2 separate regions of the Homo sapiens genome follow, and region 1 is linked to region 2. Evidence: chromatin contacts called from ENCODE Hi-C or POLR2A ChIA-PET data. All regions are on one chromosome and are shown on one strand. Each heading gives the region's core, a stretch centred on a gene start or an enhancer-like site at or near the end of the contact. The rest is flanking DNA. Distances are from core to core; before and after follow the strand shown. Region 1 holds the start of SLC8A2 (solute carrier family 8 member A2). Region 2 overlaps DHX34 (DExH-box helicase 34).

Region 1 (7,154 bases), core at 2,198-4,697, 90 kb after region 2:
GCCACCATGCCCAGCTAATTTATTGTAGAGCCGGGAGTCTCTATGTTGCCCAGGCTGTTTTTGAACTCCTGGGTTCAGGTGCTCCACCTGCCTTGGCCTCCCAAAGTGCTGGGATCACAGGTGCGTGCCACCGTGCCCCGCCCACTCTTCCCCTCATATCCGCTAGCCTTGCTCTCTCTGCCCTTTCAGGTTTCCACTCTGATGTCAGCTTCCCCAAACACCCCATCCAAAATGACACCCTCCCCCTCTGGGGAGCACCCCTCCATTCCACAGGTGAGAGGACCAAGGCGCAGAGAGGTTACGGAACTTGCCCACATCATCCAGCACCAACTCTGGCTCCCAGGTCGCCTCTCCAAGAGTGGCCCTGACTCTGAGCTCCTCCGCCCCACCCTCATGTTGCCATGGTAACCCAGTGGCTTATCAAAAAGAGAAGGAGAGAGGAAGAGAGGTGTCCTGGGAACCTCCACCCTCCCAGACCCCTCTGCCACCAGCCTCATTTCTTCCAGGGGCTTCCATTTGCTTGAAAAGTTCTTCTGAGAGTCTAACCCACAGCCTGTCCCCAACTCACACCTACATACCCATGGGCTGGGAGCTGGCTCCTCTGGGGGAGGGAGGCAGCGTGTTGGCAGAACTTCCCAAGAAGGAGAGAGCAAGCGAGGAGCATGCCTGTGTGCGTGTGTGTGTGTGTGTGTGTGTGTGTGTGTGTGTGCAGGCAAGGGTGGGGGAGAGGGGTGATTCTTAAAGGGCCACCGCACAATTAGCCCCCTCAGCAAGGCCCCTAATGATACGTCTAATTAGCAGCCCCCTAATTAGCAACAACTTAGGCATAATTACAAACCCACCAGGATCCAAAGCAAAGGCTCATGCTCCCTTCTCCCTCCGCCTCCCTGGCTTTCAGGAGAAACAGGGGCCAGCCGGGAGTCAGGAATTCTTCTAAAGCATCAAACCAAACCCCGCTCTCTCTGGGAGGAAGCCTCGGCCTGGGAAGTCCTCCCTCAGGTTTAACCACCTGTCCTTCCTGCTGCAGTCCTCAAGAGAGACCACAGCCAGGTGATGCGGGTTCTCATGTCCACCCTCCTAGCCCAGGGGCTGGGTCAAGCACAGCCTAGTGCAATCCCTTTTTCCTGCAAAACCTGGTTTCTCGCTGGGGCCTTGCGAGAGGAGCAGTCAGGGAGAGAAAGCACTAGATAAATATTTGTGAAATGAATGACCAAGAGGTCTGAGCCCTGTCACCAGGGACCGTGGGCTCCCTCTGCTCCTGGCTCCTGCCTCTCCCTCTCCATCCACCAGCAGCCCTGAAACCCAATCTGCTTTTAGAATCCAGGGGCAAAAGGATCAGGTGGAGCCCAGGGTGGGAGCGGGGAGGGCAGATGGCAGGTACCGTCTCCCAGGGCCATCTCTCCCTCCCTTCGTGGGCGTGCGGCCAGCTGGGTCGGCAGTGAGCACCCCTGTTCTGCCTCACGTGCCTCTTAGGTCCTTGATCAGAAGAACAGGACTGCATGCCTGGGGGTGGGTGCAGTCTGGCGTGCCAGGTAAGACCCGTCCTTCATATCCCTCACGCTACCACCCCACAGTGGGGCGGCAAGGGAGGGTGCTTTTCTGACTGTGCCTGTGTTGGGGGGCTGGCCCTTGCAGGACCGAGCTGGGGACTCAGACTTCTAAACATGCACATTTACTGCCCCAGCATGAGCGCAGGCGCTCCCATCACCTCAAAATGGTCCAGTGTGGGGATCACACCACAGAGCTTGGGTGCTCGAGGCTGTGATACACTGATAATACGTAAACTGAGGCCCAGAGGAGGAACAGGGCTCTTAACCTAGTGCTCTTTAAAGCCATCTGAAGCCCCCTCCGTGGGCACTGTCACACAGGGCTGGGACCTCACCTGCAGCCAGGGAGACATCATACACACACACACACACACACACACACACACACACACACACCAGGGCTACAGGCACAGCCTCGTACCTTTTCGCCATCACTCACTCTCTTGCCCACCTTCTCCAGGGCCCCCTTCTCTCAAGGAAGGCAGACAGTGTGTTGGCCAGGGCCCTCTCAGCACCCCCCACTGAGACAGTGTGAGGCTGGCACACCAGGAAAGGGATGGAAGTGAGACTGCAGGAAGGACTGGCCCGGTCTAACTCAGTACCTAGTGCTTGCCCAGAGCAGGAAAGGCGCTCAGTAATTATCAACAAGAATGAATGAATCAAGAGCTGGACAAACAGCAAGAGGTATGGAAGTGAGACGGCAGGAAGGACTGGTCCAGTTACACGAGGAAGACTGGGGAGGTTAGATTGAAGGGAGGTCTGGTCTCATCTCTACTACAGAGGCTACCGGTTAAACTGCAAGAAGGACCGGCCTCAGAACGCCAGAAACAAGGCAGGGGGAGGTGGGCTCGGTCCTCAGGGGAGAGCTGGGGTGGGTGCCGGCTGGGAGGAGTGGAGAGAGCAGGGGAGCTCTGCTGAAGTGGGGAGAGGAGTTTAGAGGACTCCAGGCCTGGGGGAGCCCACTCTGCGGGTGGGGGGGTCTAATTCCTCCAGGTCCCCCCTGCCAGGGGCGGAGACAAAGGTGTGTGGGAGGAGGGTGCACTGGCTCCCAGGGAGAGCCAGAGAAGAGGAAAGAGAGAGAGAAACAGAGACTGAGATATCCAGAGACAGAGATGGAGACGAGGGGGAGATGGGGAGGGAGGGAGAGAGAGAGAGAGAGAGAGAGACATGCGGACATGGGAAGAGACAGAGACACAGAGAAAGCAGAGACAGAGAGAGACACAGGAAAGCTGAGACAAGGGAGAGAGGCAGAGACACAGAGACACAGAGAAACAGAGATGGCGCAAGAGGAAAGGAGAGAGAAACCCAGGACTTAGAGACAGAGCCCCAGAGAGACTCCGAACAGACCCCGGCACAGAGACACAGAGAGAGGGAGACAGGAGTGAGAGACTGAGAGACAGGGACTCCCAGAGGCGGCCAGACTCTGCTAGACAGAGACCCCTGAGACATGTGGAGAGACAGAAAGATGAGACCCAGACACAGGAAGGCGGGGGCAGAGGTAGAGAGCGCGAGGGGGGGTGCCCCAGACGGGGTGGGGGCGGGGTGTCCTCGCCCCCCAGTACCCAGGCGGTCCCCCTCCCCAGCCGCCCGAGAACCAGGAGGGACTGAAGGTGTTGGGGCGGCTGGTGGCACTCCCACCCCACAGAAGGTACGCGTGCTGGGCCAGGCAGCCCCCCACCTCCATAAACCAGCCCAGGGAAGCCAGCTCCAGGCTTCCCGAACCGCCCCCACTCCGCACCTGGGGTAACCCCGTCCTTTTCCCACGCCCCCACCTCCCCACCAATGGGGTCTCTTACCTGCGGCTACAGCCTGGAGCAGGTCCCCCCAGCGCTGGGCTGGCAGTGGTGGGCGACTCCGCCCGAAAGAGAGAGAGAGATTGAGAGAGAGAAAAGCCTGAGACTGAGAGGGAGAGCCGGGGAGGAGGGGAGGGAGAGGGGATAGAGGGAGGAGAAGAGGAGAGGGGAGGGACACGGGGGAGGGGGAGGCGGCGAGGGAGCGAGGGAGGGGGAGGAGCCGGAGAGAGGGGGAGGAGGCGGAGGCGGGCAGAGGGAAGGCGGTGCGGGAGGCGGGGGGAGGCCCGGGGAGGGGCCTGGGGGAGCAGGGAGCCCGAGCCTCCTCCCCAGCCTCCGGGTTCAGCACCAGAGGCAGGGGACAGCACCGGAGGGCGCTCCTGTGTGTTTCAGAAGCAGCCCCCGCCCCCCAACACACACACACACACACGCACACACACACACGCACGCAGTCTCCCAGCCATACAAGGGCCAACAGCTACAAATAGTTACAGACTTACAGAACTAGGGGGAGGGCAAGAATGTTTAGCTGGAGTCAGATCCAAATTCACATACTGTGCCTGCACAGCCTCACAAAGGAGGCCAGAAACAACCACAAAGACACCCATTAATAAGAATAACAACAGCTGCCATACATACAGGCAGCCCTGACCACGTGCCTGGCATCGGCAGCACATTATTATTATTTGAGACAGGGTCTCACTCTGTCACCCAGGCTGGAGTGCAGTGGCACGATCTTGGCTTACTGCAGCCTCAACCTCCTGGGCTCAAGCAATCCTCCTGCCTCAGCCTCCTGAGTAGCTGGGACTACAGGTGCCCGCCACCACCACGCCAGGCTTTTTCCCTCCATTTTTTTTTTTTAGGAGATGGGATCTCACCATGTTACCCAGGCTGGTCTCCAACTCCTGGGCTCAAGCGATCCTTCTGCCTTGGCCTCCCGAGTAGCTGGGACTACAGGTGCCCACCACCACCACGCCAGGCTTTTTTTCTCTTCATTTTTTTTAAGAGACGGGGTCTCACTATTTTACCTAGGCTAGTCTCCAACTCCCGGGCTTAAGCAATCCTTCTGCCTCGGCCTCCCAAAGCGCTGAGATTACAGGTGAGAGCCACCGCACAGGTGAGAGCCACCGCACCTGGCATGTTCTAATGTTTTTTATAAATTTAGGTAAATGCTATTATGAGCTTCACTTACAGACAGGGAAACCAAGGCATGAGGTGGTAAATATGGCTCCAGATTCTACACCCTTAACTGCTGCACCGCACAATTCCCCAGGCTGAGGACGGGTCAGGTCAAGAAGAGACTTGCAGGCTGGGTGCGGTGGCTCACGCCTGTAATCCCAGCACTTTAGGAGGCTGAGGCGAGCAGATCACTTGACGTCAGGAGTTGGAGACCAGCCTGGCCAACATGGCGAAACCCTGTCTCTTCTAAAAATACAAAAATTAGCCAGGCCAGGTGGCACACGCCTGTAATCCCAGCTACTTGGGAGGCTGAGGCAGGAGAAATCGCTTGAACCTGGGAGGTGGAGGCTGCAGTGAGCTGAGATCATGCCACCGCACTCTAGCCTGGGTGACAGAGTGAGACTCCATCTCCAAAAAAAAAAAAAAAAAAGAAAGAAATGAACTGCAAAGGGCCAGGCAGGTGGCCTGGGCTCCTGAAGACACAAACTCATGCACCCTGCGATGGGCCCACACACATACCCCCACGCAAGCACACACCTCTGCAAGGCACACCAGCACTACACCCACCCCCAATCCTGCTCCCCCCCACAACAGGGGGTGATGGCGTGTTAGTCGGTGTGGAGTGCTCCTTCTCTAGAGGCGGACAGTGGGAGGGAGGGGGCCTTGCTCGTGCCACCGGTCCTGCCCACTGCCAGTCCTGGCTGGACACCGTCAGGCCTGCTGGCCAGGGGAGGGAGAGGATCCGGCTTCCTCCAACTTCCCACGCCTGGGCCTGGCTTCTGGGAAAGAGGGTGAAGACAGGGGTGGCCAGGAGTTGCTGAGCTCCTAACTCCCATAAACGCTCGGTAGAGAACTGGTGGCTGGGTCTTCCCTGTCAGTGCTGGTGGTCAGACTTCTGAGTGGACCTCCATAGCGGGAGGTAGACAGATGGCCAAAATGACTACGGTGTCTGCCTCTCCCCTGAACCCCCAGGAAGCAGATGTCCTGCCCAACCCCTGCCCCCAGCCTGGATACGGCCCAGGGAATGATCATCCCCCAACCCTGCTGACCCAGATTCTATTCCTGGCCTGCAGTGGACGGAGGACAAGACTTCCATCGTTCCCACCCTCCACTGATCCTAGAGACACAGGCCTCTGATTCCTTCTCCTGGTAATACAGAACGGAGCACAGGAGGCCGGGCTCAGTGACTCACGCCTGTCATCCCAGCACTTTGGGAGGCCGAGGCGGGCAGATCACCTGAGGTCAGGAGTTTGAGACCAGCCTGGCCAACACGGTGAAACCCTGTCTCTACTAAAAATACAAAAAAATTAGCCAGGCGTGGTGGCGTACGCTTGTAATCCCAGCTACTCAGGAGGCCGAGGCAGGAGAATCGCTTGAACCAGGAGGTGGAGGTTGCAGTGAGCCGAGATCGCGCCACTGCACTCCAACCAGTGCATCAGAATGAGACTCCGTCTCTCACACACACACAAAAGACCACAGGCAAGGCAACTCCTACCACCACAGGCTGGGAGAATCAGGCTTGTCTCCCACTCCCTGGGCCCCCAACCCCCTAGGCTTTTTAGATTAGGTCTAAGCTTAGCCCTTTCCAGCATGGTCTAGCCTGGGTCTTCTCCCTGGGTCTTGCCTCAGTGCTCTCCACTGGGAACTAAGCTCACTTTCTGCTGGGGTTTAACCCTGGCCCCTTGCACAGGATCTGGCCATAGCAATTTTTTGTTGGGGTCCAACCTCAGCATTATTCATAGGGAGTCTAGCCTCAGACCCTCTGCTACAAATGGACCACTGCTTTCCCACAGCAGCCCTTTCTACCCACAAGTTTTCCTCTAAACGCTCAAGCTCCTTACCTTTCCACTGGGATCTACCCTTAGATCTAGATCTTTCCACTGGGGTCTCATGTCAGCTCTCTCCACTAGGGTCTAACCTCAGCTCTTTCCCTTCCATTTTACGTAATCTGTTCCACAGTGGTTTAACTTTTAGCCTTTCTGCTAAGGTGTCACCCCATTTCTTTCTCTTGGGTTCTACCCTGGGATCTAACCTCCGGCCTGTATCTGGGTCTAGCCTTGGATTCCCTCTCCCCCAAATCCCTCTCCCTCAATTCCTCTGGGTGAATCCAGCATCCAACACAGAGCCAGGCATACAGCAGGTGCTCACCAAATGCTTGCCGAAAAAAAGAATCGAGACAACTGGGAAATGATGTTCTTCTGGACGTATAAATAACCATCAGGTGGCCAATTCTCATCCAGAGTGGACAGGGTGGAATGGGATCATCCCTGCTTTCAAATAGGGACATTGACGTACAGAGAGAGGAGTGGGTTAGCTGGGGCCCCAGGGCACAGCTTCACCACCCTGGGGAGGTCTGGGGAGAGCATCCTGTCCTTCAGGACACCCCCCACCAGCGGCTGGAGGTGAGCACGCCATGAGTCGCCCCAGGTCTGGGAAGAGTGGGTGCATGGGTGCTTAAGAGGCTGCATTCTCAGCAGGCCCTGCACCTGCCCCGTCCTCCAACCCCTGTAGCCGACGTCTCCTCTGCTCCACTTGATGTCGAAGCCGGGTCAAGACCAGCTCTGAGGCCTGAATCAGGCTGTGCTGTGGGGAACAAGAGAATGAGGGGGATGGAGCTGAGGAAGAGCTGTGGGACCAC
Region 2 (6,699 bases), core at 1,428-3,927:
CTCACAGAGGAGCGTGTGCTCAGGGTCTGGGCTCTCCCTGCACGTCGTGTGTGTCTGAGTGCCTGCTGTCCCTCTGCCACCCTGCCTGAGAATGCAGCTGTCTCTCTCCCAGCACGCTCCCATCTGCCGCCCCGCCACCCCAGCCCCCTTCCCTGACTCAGCGGCTGCCTTGTTCATGCCGTATCCCCAGCACCCGAAGGGGTGCCTGGTACAGCGGGTAGATGGCGGGTAGGTGGATGCCTCACATAGACAGGGCTGGTGGGTGGGCAGGAGCCCAGCCGGGCAGGGCCTGTCTCCAATAGCGCCCTGCCCCTCCCACCTACTCCCTGTCTTCTGCCCCCTCTCTTTCAGTCCCTCCTGCTTTTTAGCCGGTCTTTGGACACCAATGGTGACTGCTCCCGCCTGGTGGCCGATGGCTGGCTGGAGCTGCAGCTAGCAGACAGTGAAAGTGCCATCCGACTCCTGGCGGCTTCCCTGCGGCTCCGTGCCCGCTGGGAAAGTGCCCTGGACCGGCAGCTGGCGCACCAGGCCCAGCAGCAGCTGGAGGAGGAGGAGGAGGATACGCCAGTCAGCCCCAAGGAGGTGGCCACCCTGAGCAAGGAACTCCTGCAATTCACGGCATCCAAGGTACCCTCCACCAGGGTGCCCGTGCCTCCCTATGGCCAGAAGGGGCATCCGTCACTGGGCTTGAGCCTCGGGAAGGCCTGGCTTCCCATTCACTCCACATGGGCACATTTGGGGGTTTTCAGGCCACAGAGGTTCAGTCACTTACACAAGGTCACTCCACTGGTCTGGGTGGAGCTAGGATTTGATCCCAGGAGCCTGGTTCCAGAGGCCACACTACCCACTGCTGCCTTGTTTACTAAGCACCTTCTGCAAGCGTGGCTGATCCCCTCTTGCTAACAGTAAAGGACAGGCAGGGTGTGAGAGGGAAGCCGTAGACGTCTGCTTGTGGATGGGAAGAACTGAACTGAGCAGACTTGAAACCAGCCCCTGACTCTTAGGTGGGGAGTGGAAATTGCTCGTGGTTCTACTTCATGTGGGTGGGGTGGGGAGAAGGGTACAATCCAGGCTGACTTCCTGGAGTAGAAGGGCTTGAGGACAAAGGAGCAGGAACCCAGTGAGCCATGGAGAGGGGACCAAGGCTGACATGCTAGGAGGAGGAGGGGGGAGGTGGCCAGACTTGAAGGTTAGACTCAAGGTCTGAATGGGGTCCCACCAGTGACAGGGGCAGAAGAGGGGCCTGGGGAGGGCAATTTAGATGGGGGTGGGTTATCAGGTATATTCTAGACAGACCCCTGGTCATGTGTGTCTGCAGCCAAATTGTGATTGGTGTAAGCACTTGGCTCCCGTAACTGCAAAGCCCGAGGGAGGGCTTCAGGCACAGCTGGATCCAGGTGCTTTGGCGGCATCTCCCTGAGTCTGTCTCTCTCCATTTCCTGTCTCTCCTTCCTTAGATTCCTTACAGCCTCCGGCGGCTCACAGGGCTAGAAGTCCAGAACATGTATGTGGGACCCCAGACCATCCCAGCCACCCCCCATCTTCCTGGCCTCTTTGGCAGCTCCACCCTGTCCCCCCACCCCACAAAGGGGGGCTACGCAGTCACTGACTTCCTCACCTACAACTGCCTCACGGTAAGCATGAACCCTCCTTCCCTGAAGGTGGGATTTCAGGAAGACCCCACCACCCCGTTTCACCTTAGTCCAGGGACATAGTTCCCAAGTGGGGCCCGTGGCCCTGAGGGCTTCTGGGAAGGGTCCCGGGGGGGCACTTGGGTGGTGGGTGGCACTTGGCGGGGGCCCAGCCCTGACAGCTGGCCTGCCACAGAATGACACAGACCTGTACAGCGACTGTCTCCGAACCTTCTGGACCTGCCCCCACTGTGGCCTGCATGCGCCCCTCACGCCCCTGGAGCGCATCGCCCATGAGAACACCTGCCCCCAGGCCCCACAGGATGGGCCCCCAGGTAAGCACAGGACTGTGGGGACCCGGCCACCTCTGCCCAGCCGTCTGCCCATCCCATGATGGTCTCCTGTGCGTGTGAGCACTTGCTAGAGCTTCGAGGACTGACGACCTCCACCCGCTGGCCCTGGCTGGTGCCACACACAGGCCTTGTCCTGAAGATCAGGAGCCCAAGGCAGGGAGAGCCTGGAGCGCCACCTCTTTCTGTCTGCCTGTCCCCTGTGGTGTCTCTGTGTTGCTGTCTTTGTCTCTGTTTCTGTCTCTCTGTGGCTATGTCTCTTGTTATTTTTCTCTGTCCTGCAGCTATCTCTGCCTTGGTCACCTCCACCCTGTTGTCACCCAGGGATGCCACACACTGGGGTTCAGTGGGGGAGATAGCACTGGGGCCACATGCCTCCATCCCCGGCTGGCTGTGTCTGCCTCTCAGTCTCCATGTCTCTCCTTGTGTCTTTCTCTCTGTCTCTCTCACTGGCAGGGATGCGGAGTAAAGACAGACCTGTGTATTTTTATTAATCTGGGAGGGCTTCCTGGAGGAGGCAAAACTGGGTTCTCCAAAGGCCAGGAGAGAACCTGAGCCCCACAGGTGCCTGGCATTTGGGTGCAGGTAGACCTGTGCACTGGAACACGCCCCTCACAGCCTCCTCCTTTTCCTCCCTTAGGGGCTGAGGAAGCTGCCCTCGAAACCCTCCAGAAGACATCTGTCCTGCAGAGGCCCTACCACTGCGAGGCCTGCGGGAAGGACTTCCTCTTTACACCCACAGAGGTGCTGCGCCACCGGAAGCAGCACGTGTGAGCTGGGCCAGGAGCCCTGCCCACCTCCGTGCAGCTGACCTGCCCTCCAGCCCAGGACTAGGGGCAGGACTCTTGCCTGAACCCCCAGCCTGGGCTTAGCCCTGTGGTCCTGTCCCAGTGCAGAGGGCCTGGAGCACGGATTGTGAATAAAGCCTCACATGCTGATACACACTGTTAGGCCTGCACCTGCCCATCCAGAAAGCAGCAGCTGCCTTGTTAGTCCTCCCCAGGGTCTAGCTTTCCTTCTTCCTGCTGCAGGGTGCTGCCTGAGGGGTCCTGGGTAGGAGGGGCGTTAGAGCCAGCAGGGACCTCCCATGTCTCCAGATTCCAGGTGCAGGTTCTTAGCACCTCCGCAGCCGCTCTCTCTTGAGTCCATCCTCAGTCTCTCCTACCCCTTGAAGTAGGGGGACCCTGAATTTGCCCATCCACCTGGGTCACTTTGAGAGTTGTGCAGGGGGGCTGGGAGCACTGGTGTTCACGTGGGACCACAGGCTGCACCATAAGACCCACTCACAATAAAAAAATAAAAGGCCGAGCCGGGCATGGTTGCTCACTCCCGTAATAAAAAAATAAAAGAACAGGCTGAGCCGGGCATGGTTGCTCACTCCCGTAATCCCAGCACTTTGGGAGGCTGAGGCGGGTGGATCGCCTGAGGTCAGGAGTTCGAGACCAGCCTGGCCAACATAGTGAAACCCTGTCTCTACTAGAAATACAAAAACTTAGCTGGGTGTGGTGGTGGGCATCTTTAATCCCAGCTACTGGGGAGGCTGAGGCAGGGGAATCACTTGAACCTGGGAGGCAGAGGTTGCAATGAGCTGAGATCATGCCATTGCACTCCAGCCTGGGCGACAAGAGTGAAACTCCATCTCAAAAAAAAAAAAAAAAAAATCAGGCTGAGGCAGGTGGTTTGCCTGAGCTCAGGAGTTTGAGACCAGCCTGGGCAACACGGTGAAACCCCATCTCTATTAAAATACAAAAAATTAGCTGGGCGTGGCAGCGTGTGCCTGTAATCCCAGCTATTCAGGAGGCTGAGACAGGAGAATTGCTAGAACCCAGGAGGCGGAGGTTGCTTGTGAGCCGAGATCGTGCCACTGCACTCCAGCCTGGGTGACAGAGCGAGACTCCATCTCTAAAAGAAAAAAAGAAAATGAAAAGAACAATAAAATCACTCAGGAGAAAAAGAAGGCACGGCATAGGAATGGAAGGAGGACAACCTGTAGGTCCTACAGATGCGAAAAGGAGAAGAGAATACGATAAACAACGTGCCACACAGAAATTCACTCATTTGAAATGGAAAAAATTATTGAAAGACACTAGCTACCCAAAGCTCATTCAGGAAGAAATAGATAACCGGAACAACTCTATTAAGGAAATGTAATTCATAGTTAACAAAGAGAACAGGCTCAGATGGGCTCCCTGGTGACGTCTACCAAACATGGAAATGATACTCGCCCACACCCACTTGGCCACAGCATAGGGGAGGACGCCTCCTGACTGATGTTATGAGGTCAGCATTATCCTGCTGCTAAAAGCAGGCTATGACAATGCAAGAAAAGAAAACTCTAAGCCTTATGAACATAGACAAAAACCCTAAATAGGAGTTCAGCACATCATATTTAGCAATATATAAATACAGTACATCATGGCCAACTGGGGCTTATTCTAGGAATGGAAGGTTGATTTAACATTTGAAAATCAATCTGATTCACCATATTAGAAACAGAAAAAAAAAAAAAGGTTGGGCATGGTGGTTCATGCCTGTAATTCCAGCACTTTGGGAGGCCGATAAGGGTGGATCAGTTGAGTCCAGGAGTTCCAGACTGGGATGGGGAACATAGCAAGACCCTGTCTCTATTAAAAAACACAAAAATTAGCCAGGTGTGGTGGTGCACGCCTATAGTCCCAGCTGCTCGGGAGGCTGAGGTGGGAAGATCACTTGGTGTCAGAAGGCAGACATTGCAGTGAGCTGAGATTGTGCCACTGCACTCCAGCCTGGGCAACAGAGCAAGACCCCATCTCAAAGAAAAAAAGTATATAAACCCCTAGTCTTAGTCAGGGAGATGGATTTGAGAGTCATTTCCCATCTCCTTGGCTGCACATCTCATTAAAGCCTTCTTCTTGGCAATACTCGCTTTAGTGATTGGCTTTCTGTGCGACCAGCAGCAGGACCTGGACTGAACCCCTGATTTTTGGTAACAGATTCCATTCAACAGTTTTTTTTTTTTTTTTTTTTTTTTTTTTTTTTTTTTTTTTTTTGAGGCAGGGTCTCGTTCTGTTGCCCGGGCTGGAGTGCAGTGGTGCAATCTCAGCTTACTGCAGCCTCCACCTCCTGGGCTCAAGTGATCCTCCCAAATCAGTCTCCCAAGTACCTGGGATTACAGGCATGTGCCACCATGCCCAGCTAATTTTTGGGTGTGAATAGGTTTTTTTGTTTGTTTTTTGTAGAGAGTTTCACCATGATGCCCAGGTTGGTCTGGAACCATGGGCTTCCTTTCTTTCCAAGGAAGAAGGCTTTAATCAGATGCGTGGCTGAGGAGATGGGAAATCAGTCTCAAATCCGTCTCCCTAACTAAAACTAGGGGTTTATATACTTTTTTTCTTTGAGATGGGGTCTTGCTCTGTTGCCCAGGCTGGAGTGCAGTGGCACAATCTCAGCTCACTGCAATGTCTGCCTTCTGACACCAAGTGATCTTCCCACCTCAGCCTCCCGAGTAGCTGGGACTATAAGCGTGCACCACCACACCTGGCTAAATTTTGTGTTTGGTGATCTGCCCACCTCAGCTTCCCAAAATGCTGAGATTACAGGTGTGAGCCACTGCACCCGGCTCATTCAACAGTATTTATTTAATTTATTTATTTTTGAGGCGGAGTTTCGCTCTTGTTGCTGAGGCTGGAGTGCAATGGCTCAATCTCGGCTCACTGCAACCTCCGCCTCCCGGGTTCAAGTGGTTCTCCTGCCTCAGCCTCCCAAGTACCTGGGATTACAGGCGAGTGTCACCACACCCAGCTAATTTTGTATTTTTAGTAGAGACGGGGGTTTCTCTATGTTGGTCAGGCTGGTCTCGAACTCCCGACCTCAGGTGATCTGCCCGCCTCAGCCTCCTAAAAATGTTGAGATTACAGGCATGAGCCACCACGCTCAGCCTCAACAGTCTTTTAAAATGTTCCTCTTGAAGGCTAACATGCACAAATTATAAGTAAACAGCTTGGTGAATTTTCCCAGATGAAACATACCTGTGCCAGCAGCACCCAGATAAAAAAATAAAACACCAGCAGCCCTCCACCCGCTGCAGCCCAGCTCCTCCGTCTCCCAGGAGTGTCCAATATTCTTTTTTTTTGAGATGGAGTTTTGCTCTTGTCGCCCAGGCTGGAGTGCAACGGTGCAATCTCGGCTCCCTGCAACCTCTGCTTCTGGGATTCAAGCAATTCTCCTGCCTCAGCCTTCCGAGTATGTGGGATTACAGGCACCCGCCACCATGCCCAGCTAATTTTGCATTTTTAGTAGAGACGGGTTTTCACCATGTTGGCCAAGTTGGTCTTGAACTACTGACCTCAGGTGATCCTCCCGCCTCAGCCTCCCAAAGTGCTGGGATTACAGGCGTGAGCCACTGCACCCGGCCGTGACCAACATTCTTAATCTGTCCTCTAGTGCTGGCCACTCTAAAACTTCACAAGAATGTGCTGTCTGTGTCTAGCTTCTTTTACCCAACATGAGGTTGCATGGGCTTGGTTCATTCATTCTGTTCCATGAATTCATCACAATATATCCATTCTTTTGTCCAGGGACATTTGGCTTCCAGAAACCTACCCCTAACACCAGCCCTTCCCTCCCTCTGCAGAACAAAGGCCCCATCAGAGGGGACGTGCTGGGTGTCAGCGTCAGCTTCTGGGAGGAGGAAGGTCAGAGCTAAGGCCTGAAGGATGATGAGGTATCAGGTGGGTGGA

What was found. A loop is a pair of places that touch in the nucleus more often than their neighbours do. ChIA-PET counts read pairs that join two places held with the same protein, here RNA polymerase II (POLR2A).
Region 1: a map of uterus shows a loop between it and region 2 (4-fold over the local background). The contact joins the promoter of SLC8A2 here to the enhancer-like site in region 2. A Hi-C loop is called at or near these places in 1 of 168 maps with a recorded cell type or tissue (uterus). POLR2A ChIA-PET finds 5 or more read pairs at or near these places in 2 of 52 experiments (HEK293 and activated naive CD4-positive, alpha-beta T cell).

The regions. Positions count from the first base shown.
Region 1 is chr19:47,468,446-47,475,599 of GRCh38, forward strand. SLC8A2 (solute carrier family 8 member A2) reads right to left here and starts at 3,448. Exons shown (of 10, transcript NM_015063.3): 1 at 3,344-3,448. KPTN (kaptin, actin binding protein) reads right to left here. Exons shown (of 12, transcript NM_007059.4): 12 at 6,705-7,099. The coding sequence ends at 6,971. RefSeq lists an enhancer at 1-498 and a silencer at 927-1,221.
Region 2 is chr19:47,379,359-47,386,057 of GRCh38, forward strand. It overlaps DHX34 (DExH-box helicase 34), which reads left to right. Exons shown (of 17, transcript NM_014681.6): 14 at 352-627; 15 at 1,458-1,634; 16 at 1,828-1,966; 17 at 2,622-3,346. The coding sequence ends at 2,755. Among named protein-coding and RNA genes, the nearest start is that of DHX34, 33 kb to the left of the region's middle. Within about 2 kb of position 2,678, at least 10 of the 41 ENCODE cell types and tissues checked have a DNase peak (open chromatin) inside an H3K27ac peak, as active enhancers do.